Regions from separate parts of the Homo sapiens genome. Here regions 2 and 3 are each linked to region 1. Evidence: chromatin loops called from intact Hi-C (ENCODE). Cell type or tissue: prostate gland. All regions are shown on one strand.

What was found. A loop is a pair of places that touch in the nucleus more often than their neighbours do. Peaks named below come from ENCODE experiments on the same cell type or tissue, not always from the same donor. Only the 100,000 strongest peaks of a DNase experiment are listed, where the experiment ranks them.
Region 2: it touches region 1 in a loop (4-fold over the local background); 42 of 110 quality-filtered maps call a loop at or near these places.
Region 3: it touches region 1 in a loop (6-fold over the local background); 64 of 110 quality-filtered maps call a loop at or near these places.

The regions. Positions count from the first base shown.
Region 1 is chr3:156,148,120-156,153,119 of GRCh38, forward strand. All of the region lies in intron 1 of KCNAB1 (potassium voltage-gated channel subfamily A regulatory beta subunit 1), which reads left to right. Among named protein-coding and RNA genes, the nearest start is that of KCNAB1, 30 kb to the left of the region's middle. In prostate gland, CTCF peaks have their summits at 2,542 and 3,883; DNase peaks (open chromatin) are centred at 2,542 and 3,912; H3K27ac peaks cover 1,030 bases.
Region 2 is chr3:156,671,570-156,676,569 of GRCh38, forward strand. TIPARP (TCDD inducible poly(ADP-ribose) polymerase) reads left to right here and starts at 3,021. Exons shown (of 6, transcript NM_015508.5): 1 at 3,021-3,227. TIPARP-AS1 (TIPARP antisense RNA 1) reads right to left here and starts at 4,144. Exons shown (of 1, transcript NR_027954.1): 1 at 1,602-4,144. RefSeq lists an enhancer at 2,517-2,816 and silencers at 3,227-3,276, 3,307-3,376, 3,747-4,106. In prostate gland, CTCF peaks have their summits at 2,690 and 4,083 (motif pointing right); DNase peaks (open chromatin) are centred at 2,872, 3,532, 3,972 and 4,602; H3K4me3 peaks cover 2,809 bases; H3K27ac peaks cover 3,229 bases.
Region 3 is chr3:157,079,544-157,084,543 of GRCh38, forward strand. It overlaps LINC00880 (long intergenic non-protein coding RNA 880), which reads right to left. Exons shown (of 4, transcript NR_034007.1): 4 at 2,124-3,732. It overlaps LINC02029 (long intergenic non-protein coding RNA 2029), which reads left to right and starts at 2,298. Exons shown (of 3, transcript NR_135546.1): 1 at 2,298-3,375. In prostate gland, a CTCF peak has its summit at 2,374 (motif pointing left); DNase peaks (open chromatin) are centred at 2,308 and 3,048; H3K27ac peaks cover 2,392 bases.

The DNA.
Region 1 (5,000 bases):
CAGAATCATTGAGTCTCTACTCATCATTAGTTTTCCTACCTGGAATATTCTTACACATCCCACTTGCCTAGGTAACTCCAACCCACAGGGTCTCCTTTTGCCCCTACAGCATTGACCACCAGACTTTTCTCTATATAGGATATAGATTGTTAGTTATTTGTGTGTGTGTGTATCTTATTGTCAAAATTGTGCATCATGACCTTGAGGATGAGGACTAAAACTTATATTTTATACTTCTTCAATGCCTTTGCACTTAGAAAGTGCTGGTACATACTTGTTGCTTGATTGAGGTGCATCCATTCAGAAGTTGGGAAAGAGAGAAACCAAAGAGCAAGTAGGAACTTTCCTTTTCCCTGCTAATAGTGCTCTAGCCCCATCTTTTCTCCTGTATCTTAGATACAATATGCTACTTAATCTTGTTAAGCCTCAGCTTCCATATCTGTAAAATGGGCCTAATTTAACTTACTTCACAATGGCATTATAAGAAATCCATAAAGTCACATATGTGAAAGTGCTTGGCTCACTGCCTGCTAGCATGGGAACCTAAGTGCTCCCTTGCTTCAAGCTCCTTTTTAACCAATCCTAGTAATCTATCACTTAGGCATCTTTAGCATTTCCAAAAAGAAGTGTGTGTCTATTTATAAAGGATAGAGGGACAGAAAATAAACACCTAAAATAGAATATTGCACAATTCTGAACATATCACCCTCCTTTCATCACTTGCTTTTTCATTTTCTTTCTTTTTTTTTTTTGCTGTTGCTATTAGGATCTACTCAGAAAGTGTTTGTTTTTCTTTCTTTTTATCTCACACATGGGCTCCTAATCAGCTTGGCCTCAGGAAGTGTGGGAATAAATAACTCTTCAAACGATGTAATACGAAGGTATCTTTTATCAACTGCTGCATTTCCAGTGCCTGGCATTGTGCCTAGAACAAAAATATTTGAGCCAGAATGAAATGAAAAGGACTGAAACTTCCACCAGCTTGCAGTGTCTCTCCCATTAGCTTGCCCCAGTGTCCGAAGATCTCCCTAGACTGGAGACATCAGTTCTCAGAGACTTCTGTTAAAAGGGGAGTGTGCTTGCTGAGTGGTGGCCACGCTAATCTAAGCTACTAGATGGTAGACCAAGAAGGAAACCGGACATAGTCCAAGCCTGACCTAAAATAAGAGAAAACAGGAAGGAAGCTTCCAGGCTAGATCAACAGAAAAGCTCGAGTATCCGAGCATGGTACATTACTACGGACTATCATAGAAGCAGGAGGGATGGAATTGAAAAAAAGGGGAAGGAAAACTAGAGAGAAACCTCACTTAGCTACCAGCTTTTCTCAGAGATGTCAGGGCAGAGAATTTGAAGGCATAAATGAGAGTTTTCATTGATCATTAAACAAAGACTCCAGAGATAAGTAGGAACAATTTTTCACCTGAACCCCTCTCTGTGGGTTCTGTCACAGTGCAAACATGATGTTCTAGCAGAAGGATTTAAAGACAAGCTCTTCCCTCCCTCCTCTCATCCCCTGCTTCCTTATCTACAAAATGAAGCTGAAAAACCCTACTTCAAAGGGTAACGCCATCCTCTCAAAGAGGCATATAGTGGATACCCAGGAAAGACTATCCCTCTTGCCCTTTCTCCTTTTCATAGTATTACAGGGTTGACATATGTGGAAGTTGAAAATTACATTTGTTCCTAAATTGCACTTACTTTCATCCTCCCAGGACCCTCCAAACCCCACCAAAAACACCCTTTCATCATGTGTTCTTGTGACCTGCCCTTTTCATGAGACACTTGGCACACTCAGACCTGCTTGAAAAGTATTAATAGCTAGAGCTGTGACTGTGAAAATCAATAGCCTAGAAAAATGCTACTCATGCAGGGGGTTGTATTAAAAAATGTCCACATGATTTATTTTAGATGACCTAATTTGGTAAGTCTCTGGGCCTGTGCTTATTTGCTGTGAGCTCTCTAGCTGTTTTTCTCCTTGCATCAATATTTCTGGAGGAAAGTAGATGACACCAAGATGGCTCAGGCTCAGGACGTATGTGATTACTTGAAACCTGAATAGGCTGCTGGTGAAGGGCTGTGGAGGCGTAGTGAAAGGGGCTTATTCAAAACAAACAGAACGTGTTATTTCCTATTGAATGGAATAGAAATTCTAAAATAAGTATGTTTTCAAAGTGTCAGTTTAGATAGAAAATGCTTAGAATTTAAGCAAGAGTGAGAGACGAGTGCTGCTTGGGTTTGAAATATTGTTGAGAGGGGCAGATATTCAATCTGTTTTGAAATTTCCACTTGGGGTTTTCCAGGATAAAAGTTGCTTTGTTTATGCAGCATGACGAAAATACTGGAAATTCAGGGCTTGAGAACAATACTGGGTTACAGGGATCCGTGCTTTCTTATATACAAGTTGTTGACAGCGGTTTCGTCTGAAAAAAAGTGAGCATTTTGAAATCTGATTTTCATGACCGAGGAGTAACTGTAGGCCAAAGATGTTTTCACCCAAGAGAAAAACAATTCCTGAATTTCCCTGCAGTGCCTTTGAGTGCCACTGGGATGTGCTATTTCATAAAGAAAAGGAAGCTCTTCTGTTGCCTGAAACGCTGCTAGCAGAAAACTTTATTCAGACAGTCCTAGACTCGAACTTAAATTTGAATCTATGTATTTACCTTGATTATGACAATGGGAAATTTTATATAGTGAGAAAAAAATTAAAAAGGTAAGACCAGCATATTCCTAAGGTTCTGAGAAGCCTAGATTCCATGGCAAGCCTATGTTATTATAACCTAACCCAGTTAGATATTTTATAGAGCAAATTTTCTATGTCTGGGAGTTTTCTAGCGTAGGGGGTTCTGAGCTACACCACAGACCTCTGGGCATGGCTGGTGAAGAAAGGAAAAGTAGACATCTCATCCCCTACCATCTTTCAGAGAATATTCTGTTGGTGTCAGCCCCACCTCAGGTGCAGGCACCTTGTTACACAGTTAAGATGGAGCAGACTGGAACGTGTGTGCTATCTGGACTGCACGGGAGAAGGCCATATCAAAGCCTGTCAATGCTCTCAGAACCATGGTCTTGTGGGCCTGGCTCATCACCAAGTTAGGAGATGGCCCTCCTCTGTACCCACTGTTTGTTTTCACATATCACGTGTCACCTCTCCACACTTAGAGCGAGTGCCTCCCATCCAGTGATTCCTCTTCCTCTCCTTATCTAGTTACCAACTAATTCTCCCTAAGTTTTAAAATATAGATGCTTTTTAATAGAGTGTCTGCAAAATATATCATCCAAAGAAATGAATCCCTAATGATGGGAGTACAGGTTATTTTTAGACAAACTGTCTAGTACTTAAGGCCAGAACTATTTTAAAATTTTTATCTGAAAATAATTTCAAACATAAGGAAAAGTTGCTAAAATAATATAAAGAACACATCTGGGCTATTTATTCCTTAACATATTGTTAACATTTTGCCCCATTTGCTTTAACTTTTGTTCATGCTCTCACATGCTCACTCCTTACAACCCACCTCTCCATTTATTTTTCCAAGCTTTTTAAAACTAAGTTGCACACATCATGGCTTTTTAGTCCTCAGTATCTCTTAATAGTTATGATATTTTCTTATCCCCAATACAATTAACAACTTTGGTAAAATTTACATAAATATGATATTTTAATCTACCATTGTATTCTAATTTTGTCAGCTGACACAATAATGCTCTTTGTGGCATTTTTTTACTCCAGTTGTACAGGATCAGTATTGGATGGCAATATTTTGTTGTCATATCTTTTAGGTCTCCTTCAATCTGGAACAGTTCAGGAGAAATTAATTTTAGTATAGGAAGGAGGTCAAAGGAAAGACTATGACTAATTGCAAGTCCGCCTTGGGTTGGGAGGTGGCGCTGTGGTGCCACACAATTGTTATGCCTGCAGGAAGGTCTCCTGGATATTGTTACCGTGTCCCTGACAACGACTGTGTCTCCCACAGCTACCCAGCGAGGGTTACCACGTTTTCTTCTGGAACTTTAGGCCCAAAGCTGAGGGATCTCATAGGCCTGCTGACCTTATTAGCCTACATAAATCCGGTCCCCTGTGTCCCTGTGCTCAGCACATCCCCTGAGGGTGGGTGTTAGTGGTAGGTGTGTTAAAAGGGAGTCACCAGGCGTTAAGAGGGGTAAGGCCCTCTGAGCACTGATGGACCACAGACACGGTTACCTCAGGATTGTCTAGCCCCTAAGTCAGGTGCCCATAAATGAGCTGGGTTAGGAAACCATCCCAAGAGGCTGAAGTGGCAGCCGAAGGAGAGGCCTGATACCAGCTGGATTCAGAGTGACGGGAGTATGGATTCTGGCCTTAGCTTCTGGTGAACCCACTGTGGGAGGGGTGGGAGCTTTCAGAAAGATGCAGGTTCTCAATGGGCTAGATGGAACATTTTTAGACAATGGATTTTGACCCAATTGTCTTCTGTCATTTTCTCCTTCATGATATTCCTCTTAATTTGCTAAGGCAGATGAGATAGAAGCTCTGACAATTGTAGAGTGTGGGTGTAAAATGTGCAGCTCATTAAGTATCCAAGCTCTCCGTTTAGCATTTGAAGGGTTTGTAACAGGTCAGTGATTCACCCTGCTTTTGGAATTTTACGGCACTCTATAACTCAGTGCATAGTGACAATACATGCCTCTAGAAGCTAGTTACGGTTTCAAAACAGAGCTATGATTACTTCCAGAGATGACCATTGTATAAGATGGGCACCTTTATACGTAACTTCCCAAAAGGTTAACTCTCGTTGTAACTTCTTTGTAACATTCCATGCTAGCACTTTCTTCCTCTACCTCTATTTTTCCTTTTGGCGCACTTATTTGTTTATTTCTGTATTGTCTGTCTCTCTCACTGGAATGTGAATTCCAAAAGGGCAGGGATTTTATCTGTATAGTTAATTACTGCATTCCCAGAATCTGACATCTAGTGTAGAGCTCAATAAATATTTGCTGAATAAATAAATTATTAAGCAGGA
Region 2 (5,000 bases), 520 kb after region 1:
TCTTAAACTCCTGCTCTCAACTGATCCTCCTGCCTTAGCCTCCCGAAGTGCTGGGATTACAGGCATGAGCCACTGCGTGGCCAAAATGAGACTTTAAAATGTTCAACTATGGGCATCGTTATTTCTTCTACTTCCTGTTTTTAATTAACATGTTTCTTAATCTTACAATGATTTGGTATATTTACAGAATTATCAGGAAATGTTATAGGAGTTGTATTGCTTTGTGACAGCTCTTGTATTTCTGACATACCAACTCACATTACTATCTAACTGGTAGAGCCTAGAAGACTAGTTAGGAGACATGATAGTTTATTAGCTAAGAATGTGTTCATATATACATAACAGATAACAGTTTAATAAAATTGGGATTTACTTTCTAAACATATTAAGTCTAGAGGCAGCCAGTCTAGGATGGCTGCAGCAGTTTCAAGATGTCATGAGTAACCCAGGTTCCATCTTTCTGCCCCAGCATCCTTAGCTTGTTGCTTCCATCTTTGTATTTTCCACATCATATTCACCTTCATTTTTGTCATGAAACTCCATCTCCATCCTGTTATTACTCTAGAAGAAAGAAAAAAAGGAAGAAATTCAAGGGGTGACTCTATTAGGAAAGGAAACGCTTTTCCAGAAATCTCAAGCATGTGTCTAGAAGTGTATCCCATGGCCATCCATAACCCCATGGGCTCTAGGGAAATGAATTTTTCAGCTAGGCACACTGTCATCCCTCCTTCAAAAAAAGATGGGCCACGTCCGAGGTAGAGATTGTAGAGGATACCTTTTCTGGAGCAGTAGAACTTCAACAGTCTGAGGGGCCTAAATCCAAGATTTTGAGTCCAGAATTTGGTGCCACTTTTCCCTTCGAGGCAATTAACATTCAGAAAGCAGTAATGGAGAGAGGCTGAGAAACTAGCCAGAGTTTTCAACTGCCTCAAGGGGAGTGGGTGTGGGATTGGGTGGGTAAAAATATTGAGTTCAGGACCTAAGGAGGAAAGATTTTAAGTTGGAACTGGGCTATACCCTGGAAGTAACTTTTAATTATTCTCTTGATTGGATTAAGGTGGTCTGTCCCTAGTCTAAATGACTACCAATATGTCACACCTCCCAATATTCACAATCTTGTGTAGTTCCTCCCCACACTGACGCTGAGCTTGGCCATGAGACTTGCTTTGGCCAGTGACACATTAGTAAGCATGATAAAAGTAAAGGCTTGCACATTGAGGCTTGTCTTTTTGGAATGTCCCCTCTTGCAATCCTAAGATTATGATGCTGTGAGGAAGCCTAAATTAGCCATATGGAGAAGCCATGTAGAGAAAAACCAAGGTATGTAGCTAACAGCCTTCTTTCTGTTCCAGCATCCTTAGCTCGTGGCTTCCATGTCCATATTTTCCACATCATGTTCACTTCATTTTTGTCATGAAACTCCATCTCCATCCTTAAGTCCCAAGACTTATGACCCTAGTTAAGCCATTCCAGCCAGGCCCCAGTATGCCCACGCTAATTGAAGCCCCAGACATCATGGAGCAGAAATGAGCCACCTGTACTATGCCCTGACTGAATTCCTGTGCCAGAGAATTCAGAATCATGAGTAAATAAAAGAGCCATTGTTTTAAGTCATTATATTTTGGGGGTGGTTTGAACACAGCAATAAATAACTGAAATACTACTAAAAGCATAAAGAATGTATAACAACCTAATTGTTACAAGGGAGTGGAATTAATAATCTACAAGAAGGCACAAAAGGACAGAAAAGAAACAGAACAAATGAGAAAAATAGAAAGCCAACAGTAATATGGTAAACTCAAATATTAGCTTCTAGGCAATTCTATGTATGAGTAGACACTGACCAAGATCTTGTCTCAATAAGATTTTAAATGTAAAGATTTTCATCTTTTACCTATTGTCCTCTGAATTCCGCCCATATCATTCTCACCTTAGTTTAATGGCCCTGCCTTGATGCAATTTGAAATAAGCTGCTAAGGAGATAACACCCTTAATCTATTCATTGCTGGTGCGCTTACCCAGTCTGGTTTAGAACCGTTTAACAAAGGCTTAGAATCATAATGTCTATGATTATTACCTCTTAGCTCCTAGTTTTACTGACTTCCATGTCTGGAATTACCAGCACTTCTTTTTCGTACATATGGATTATATGAACTAAATGTATTGTTTCTTCCCTCACTACTGAAAATCTATTCAATATATGGAGTTACAATTCAAAGTATTTTACAACCCAGAAAATATGGCCATTCCGTATGTGGTGTGTATTTCAGAGGTGCTCTGCAAGCTCCATGAGGACAGGCGTGAAGTTCAGGCTACATGCCTGGTACGTAATAGACGCTCTGACAGACATTTGCTGAATGAATAAGTTAGTCACTACGGCGTTTGTGGGCTTTAAAACACAAGTAAATGCGCTTCTATCGCCAAAACCTCACAGCTTCCCTTCTGCAAGGTGGCGTACAAGGCCCACGAAATAGTCGGCCGCCGCAGGTGCGCAGCCTGTCCAGCCTGTCCGGCTCGGGGCAGGCGACCTCGTCTGGTGGCAGTGGGGGAGGCAGCCGTTTGCTTCCTCACAGGGTGTGCCGGAATCAGAGGCTGGAGGCGTCTGGGGAGTAGGCAAATAAACAAAGCCAACCGCACCGAAACGGGTCGTTCCGTTTCACATCCTCCCTCGGGTGTCTGGGTCTTCTCGGAACAAAGTGACCCTCCATCTGTCCGCAGGCAGGTGGAGCCCGTCCCACGCGGCACGCGCCTTCCTTCCTCACAGCCGCGTGTAGACGCGGACCCTCAGGGACACTGCGGACGCGAGAAAGGACACGCCCCCTCGCGGGAGCATAAGTCCACCGCACAGAACTCGCGCGCCTCCCCTCGAACGAACGCGCACGCGCGCGCAGGGGGCGGGTCTTCTTCCCGACACCCACTGAGCGCCCGGCCTCCTCACCCCACCCCACCGAACTCCGGCCGCCCAGGCTCCGCCTCCGCGACGGGCCGTCGGGAGGAGGCGACCGGAAGCCACTTAAAGCAGAGATCGAGGTGACAGGCGAGCTGGCTGGACTCGGAGCGCGGTCGAGGCTTTCTGCGTTCGCGGCGGCGGAATGGCCCGTGCGCGGCTCGCCGCGTCGCGGCTCTGTGGTCCCTAGACGTCGGCTCCCGCCCTCGGCGCTGATCTCCGGCGCGGGCACTGCTTTCCACTCGGCTCCTGTCGTCCGTTCTCTCAGGCTCCCGTTCAGGTAAAGGGCTCCGGGAGGGCACTGAGGGGCTGAAGAACCCTAGCGGGGAGTGCGAGCGCCGGCCTCGCGGCTCCGGCCCCGGCCCCGGCCCCGCGCCGGCAGTGTGCGGGGCTCTCGCGGATCGGGGTGATTGATTTTGAGACTGCCCTTTGTACCGAATTCACTCGGGTCCCGTCAGCATGAAGATGGAATTGGTTTACACTTCTTAGGCACTTAGAGCCTGTGGCAGGTGTATACATCAGACCGAGGCGCCGAAGGATTTAGTTGGGGTCGCAGGCGCCTGCCCCTTCCCCGTTCGTCAGGGTGGGGGCGCGTCTATGCGGCCTCCCCCGCGGGCCGACCCCGGGTGCTCTGAGGCGCCTAGGAGCCCTTCCCAGACCCCGGGGGGGAGGGCACGGCAGCTACGGGAGCCTTCCGGCTACCCCGCGTTTCGGGCTGCAGCCCAGAAGTTTGGAAGATGTTTTCACATTAACTTTGAGAGCGCACAAGTCTTCGTCTTCCTCCCCGCCGCCGCGGGAAGCGCTCGCCGCCTTTCCCCCGCGCTTCGCGGCTCAGTTCTGCGAGCCCCCAAGACCCGTTGGACGCTCCTCGGGAGGTGAGCTGAGGGGGTAAAGAAGAATTAGAGAGAGAAGGCGCCGCGAGTAGTCTCTGGGATGCAGGGAGGCCGGGGCGGGTCGTTGGTCCGAAGGAGGCTGGACAGGAGTTGGGGGGCGCCCAGGCGCCTGCTGAGGGGAAGGCGGGGGCGGGGACGCCCGGGAACACCCGGAATTGCAGAGCCGGGCGGCGCCTCAGCTGCACTGCGCGGAGTTGGCGCGGCCCGGGACCAGGAGCTGAGCAAACCGCCGCGGCCAACAGGAGGCGTCACTCGGACCCGGGCTCGGCGCCGGGGTGTCGCGCGGCGGCGGGCGGGCAGGCTTTGGAGCGGCAGTTTTTTCGGAAAGTGCTTTTGGCCGGGAGTGCCGCAGAACCCCAGCGTCACGAGGTGAGGGGTGTCGCGGTGTGTCGCCTGCCGCTGGAGACCGGAGGATGTGTTCTTCTCATCTTTATTTTTCTGTTATGAAAACTAATTGAGGAGCTAGGTTCTAGTGGCTTTCCCCCTCCAGCCACTTCTCCAGTTCTCTGCTTCTTCCTCCCAGTTTTGTTTCCGAGTTTGATGAAAGGGCAATAATAGGAAAAGTTGCGCGCGCGCGCTTGCGTGTGTACGCGCAGACACACATATAAATAAAATCGATTTAGTGTCTATTTTACCTTGATTGGGTTTGATAGGAGTGGTTAGAGAGTGTGCGCGTGGGGAAAGCACAGGCCGGTTTGGTATGGTGGAGAGGGAATACCACAATCTGTGCCAATTGTGCCTTGAGGCAATAACACCAAATGATGAATAATAACGCCTGGCTTGGCTCCTTTCCAGTTGATTTATGTCTCATGTCAGATCCCTCCTTCTTCGTGAAGCTTTCCCTAACAATGCCAGCTTACAGTGAACTCTCCTTTTTCTGCCTTTTCCTTTTGTACTTATCATGTAAATTTAATACTTCGTTATAAACTGCTTTGTATTTTACTTTTCTGAATTTGATGGACTTCTTACACATAGATTTATGACTCTCCAATTAAATTTTTAATATTCACTTTTGGGGACACTCAGTTTTACCTTTTGTTGTTGACCCACAAACAACAAAGAACTAAGCATTTAATATGTGCTTTTCTTAACTAATTCAGCCAACAAAATATATATGGAACACCAGCTGTGTGCATTGTGGTAGCTAGGCACTTTATTGG
Region 3 (5,000 bases), 930 kb after region 1:
TTTTTTTTGTAGGTATGGCAGCACGCGCCCATAGTCCCAGTTGCTCAGGAGCCCAGGAGTTCAAGGCTGCAGTGAACCATGATTGTGCCACTGCACTCCAGCCTGGGCGACAGAGCAAGACTCCAGCTCAAAAAAAAAAAAAAAAAAAAAAAAAAAGAACCACAACATACCAAGTGAAGCCATATGGAGCTTCATGCAAGAAGATCAACATGCACCAGGTTCAAGGGAGATGCTAGCAGTTACAGCTCACAGGCTACCTCAGGTTTCTCTCTTTCATGTGCTTCTGGCCTTACCCAGTAACAGCAACTCTGAACACTATCCAAGCAAAACGTCATATGCTTTGAAGATGCACTAGTATTTCAACAGGCTGAACGTTTTCCAGAACAAAATCTTTACCAAAGCTGCTAACAAGCAGTCAGATAGACTGCCCTGTGAGTGTTCTCCTCCAACAATGAACCAGCAGAAAGGTCAGCAGCCGGAAACAGAAAGAGGAGAAGGGTCCTAAATAAACACAGTTTAATCAACCGTGAAGAAACCTAAAAGTTGCCCGAAAGTGCTTTGTTAATGGGAGAAGCAAGGCCCCTGCCCTCAGAGAAAGGCAAGGAAGGTTGAAGGTCACTTCAGCTGACCAGAGGATGCCATGGCGGCAGCGACATTCCCCGGTGGGAATCTCAATGGAAGACGCAAACGCAGAAGAGAAGGAAGGGAGAGGAGAAGCCAAAGGTGGACCTTTTCCAAGGACCTGGCAAGCAAATGTTCCCTAGAAAGAAGATGAAAATTTAGGTCAATAAGAAGGAAAGACACTGTTTTTAGAACCATTATGACGACTTCAGAGTTGGTTCTCCTTCAGGCTTTTGTCCATCAAGTCTGTCATGTCTGATTCCAGACTCCTCAGGATATTTGAAAAAAACTAATTTATTTGAATTACATCAATGTCCTTTACTTGCATCTAAAAAATCAAAGTCAAGCTATGCTGATATGTGAGAGAGAATTGAGATGAATGAGGGCTGACTCCCAGTCTCTGCCCCTGTAATTACTTTCTTTGTAAGCCTGAATACCCAATCAGATGGACGCCTTCTGAACACATTTTTTCATATTTATGAAATACCTTTGAACAATGAAATCTGGAAACTCTGGCAACATCTGTGTCCAAATATATCCAAGTGTGTTTATGTTTTTAATTGAAGATCAAACAATTTTAGATGAACTCATCTATGGTATCATAGAAACTGCATATTTTTAGGTAATTCTTGAGAGCATTTTGCAAACTATTAAAGTAACTTGATATCATGCTATATCTTTAAAAGATATTTCTCAGCTGTGAATACTATTGGAATGAAATCGGGACTTTTCAAAAAAGTCTGCAGCATGAAAAGGTTTGCATATGAATTCTGATTCCATTAGAAAACCATTTCTTTTAGGACTGTTTTATCATTCTCTATTGGTTCATGTAATATGATTGGTTTGTTCTTATTCTAATTAAAGATGCAATTTATTAAAGAGTCTTTAACTTCACTAAGGCAAAGTTTAAAAAGCTTCTAATCAGATATTCTTGGTAGGCAGGAGAACTATAACCTTCAAACTCTCTGATGTTGTATGAAGCAGCTCTCATCTCTACACAAAGATTTTCACTTCTGTGATCTGGCCTGGTAAAACATTTATTCCTTTATACTCAGTCCTAGTTTGTTTTAGATCTGGGCCTCTGGGCCCATTAATTTGTATAGGATGATAATTTGTATAGGAAGACAGGTGTGCTGTTTTTCTTCAATCCTTGAGGATATTAGGAAAAACTTTAACCAATTAAGGGATCCCATCACCTGACGTTTCTTTGGGGAAAATGACTTTTGAAGGCATGTGGGGATTGTCAAGGAAATAATTTTCCCTTTAAATTACATGTTTGTACGTAAGAGGAATGCTGAGCAGGATATCAAGAGGCAGTGGTCACTCATGGCACTATTTTCAAAGTTAGTTAAACAAGGAAACCAACTCACATTTCCCCAGTTTAGCTTTTCATTTTTAAAACTTGCTGAATTCAGGTACATCTCGATTGCTCGTGGTAATAAAGGAGACATTAGGCGTGGATAACAAGACCGCAAATGGTGAGTAAAGCAAGACACCAGGTATCATTTCTTTCCTGTTTATTAACATTCACTCCAGGCTGTATACTTTGGTTACCATGGTCGCGTGGTGTCTGATGTCACAGGCCAAACCATATAAAATCACAGAGGCCACAACAGGCAGGAGGAGCGGCCTGGCTTTGTCTGAGTCAGGCAGCCCAGCGTGTGGGATGCCAGGCTGGATGTGCTGGGCCTGACCAGCCGCCCGCTTTCCTCTTCTCTTGCCTCTGCCTGCCCCCTGGTGGACAGCTGGGGTAAAGCATGGGAGTGCGCCTTTGGGGTCTCAGTGGGGCTGAAATACGACTCCTCCCCTAGGACAGCCTGCCTTCCCCAGCCTTGTTCTCCGGCAAAGTCAATTTCCTGGAGAATCGAGGCTCTGCCTCAGATGTTCGGAGCCTCCGCAGGATGAACACCTCCATTTCAATTCCAGGGGCTTTGATCAACCTGTGCCTCCCTTGATCCCCAACTTGTGGGCACCTTCCCTTGAGCAGTGCCCCCACGAGGTACACCTTTCCCGGGAAACAAAAATCATTCCTTCTTTGGGTCCTGCAAGCTGTAAAGAACCAATACAGCACTGTGCTACTGAACATGTTGCCACTATAGAAGCCCCTTGTGTTTTGAAGAGTACATCTCTATAGCCATTCGTTTATTCATCAGAAACCAGCTAGAAGCCAGGCCCTGTGCTGGGCGCTGGAGACATGGAAGAAACTGGGCTGAGGCTCCCGCCTTGAAGAGCTTGTGGCCCAGGGAAGGGACAGTTCATCTGTCATTGATTGCCACGTGACAGTGTCTATGATGCTAAAAAGATGCCAGTGCTGTGCTGCAGGAGCAAAGGCCGTGGAGGAAGAGGCTTTGGCTTTGTTGCGAGTCCTTGCCAGAGCCAGGCAAAGCCAGTCACCGCTTTGTTCAGATGACTCAGGTAAATAAATGAGGCCGCACAGGCTGTCCTGACACCACACACCTCTAGAATACCCTGGCTGTGCTGGGAGCTATTGGTGTCAGCTGAGTATTTTCATCCCTGTCCAAGTCACAATGATCTGACTGTACCAGCCTGTGTGGATGTTGCTAAGAGGAGGCAGACAGCACCATGAGCTCCCTTAGATGACGATCGGCATGATGTTCCTGCTGTGGCAGCGCTCAGCTCTTGCCAATGCTCTTCTCTGCTTTGCTCACTTTAAGCCTCCCTTAATTTTTTTGAAGCCCAGTTTCCACATTGCTGATTCACAGATATGCAAGACTCAGGCAGGAAAAAAAAAAGGTAATTATTTCAAATGACTCAGGCGCCCTCCTTGACTCTGGGATCTCTGTACAGACTTGCACTTTAAAAGCTGAGGGTAATGATGTTGTCATTTGTATAGGAAAGGCTGGAAGAAAAACACATTAGTGTTCTTCCAAACTCTTGACTTTTGGAAAAAATTAGCATAGAGAGGATGGATGCTCAGCCATGGCCTGACATCGAATGCCTAATGCAGAGGTGAAGACACCTGCACAGTCCCATGCACTGGCGAGCTTCCTGGGGACAAGGGCAGTGCCTTGATCACCTCTCTTCCTCGTGCAGTAAATGTTTGTTGGATGAATGGTTGTCAACTCTAGTCCTGTCAGTCCTCCCTGAGCCCTGAAACAGAAATTAGGAAATAATAACAATTAGCAGGTCCTATACTCCTAGATTTAAGATTTTTGAACAAATAAGGGAAAATTATTTGCCTGCTACAAAACTGCTAAGAGAGATGACAATGAAGGAAGGGTGGGAATCATCTAAGGGAAAGAAGAGGGGAATCAATTGCTCCACCAGTGGCTTGCTGAAAAGCTTTCCACACTTGTAGAAAAAAATCCCCCACCGCCAAGAGTAGAGGCCCCAGCAAGGGCAGTCACAGCAATGGTGGCCGTCAGGTGCCCTATGCAGCAGAGTGGAGCCATGGGCAGCAAGTAGATCATGCTGGGATAAAGGCTGTGGGGGCTGTGCTAGGGATGGCAGTAACACATGGAGACTCTCAGTAAGGGGGCCTGAGGTGTCATCCACCCCCAACTCGACCATTCCTCCCCTCCCCAGAGAAAAGCCAGCATCAGCATCTAAGGGAGGGAGGGCTAGTGTGGCTGGATGGGGTGGCAGGGGTAGGAGGCACAGCCAAAGGCTCTGGAAATCAGCTTGAAATCTTAGGTTTTCCCTGAGGCTGCTATAGCTTGGGGGAATGGAGTTACATCTAACTGTAAATGTTGTTCACACTCAGTCTAAAGAAAGTCCAAAAGTCATTTTAGGATGGTGGTGTACTTCAAATTACTTTTCTATGCCCCAGTTTTGGGTTCCATTAAATTCTCATTCTTCCCGCATTTCTGTTTTTCCTCCAGGTACCCTCAAAGAGCACCCATAATTCATTCATTCATTCATTCATTCACTTATTCAACAAATACTGATTGAATCCCTGCTCTTTACCAGGCTATGCTAGGTACCAAGAATATAGGGTCAGCAAAGGCAGGCATGGTCCCTGCCTTCAAAAGGAGAGGACCTTGATCAAACACACACACAAGTTAACATCATTGCAATGTGTGGGGTCCTGGGTATATAATGAGGGGATTTGGTTAATAAGGGACGTCAGGGAAATCTCTGAGGAAATGATGAGTGAAATAAAATCTGAAGGAACAATAAGATTAACTAAGCCCAGTGGGTCCTGGGCAACCCCTAGAGTGGGGCTGCACATGTGTATTCAAGGCCATGAAAGATGGCAAGTGTGACCTGAGTGCAGACAGCAAGGAGGTGAGATTCTCAATCAGGCTGGGGAAGGCCATGCACGGGGAGCCACTGAAGTGTTGAAGTGGCCAGGTGATGTGATCCAATGTGCATTTCAGAAAGAGTTTGATCTCCCTGTGGAGAACAACTTGGAAAAC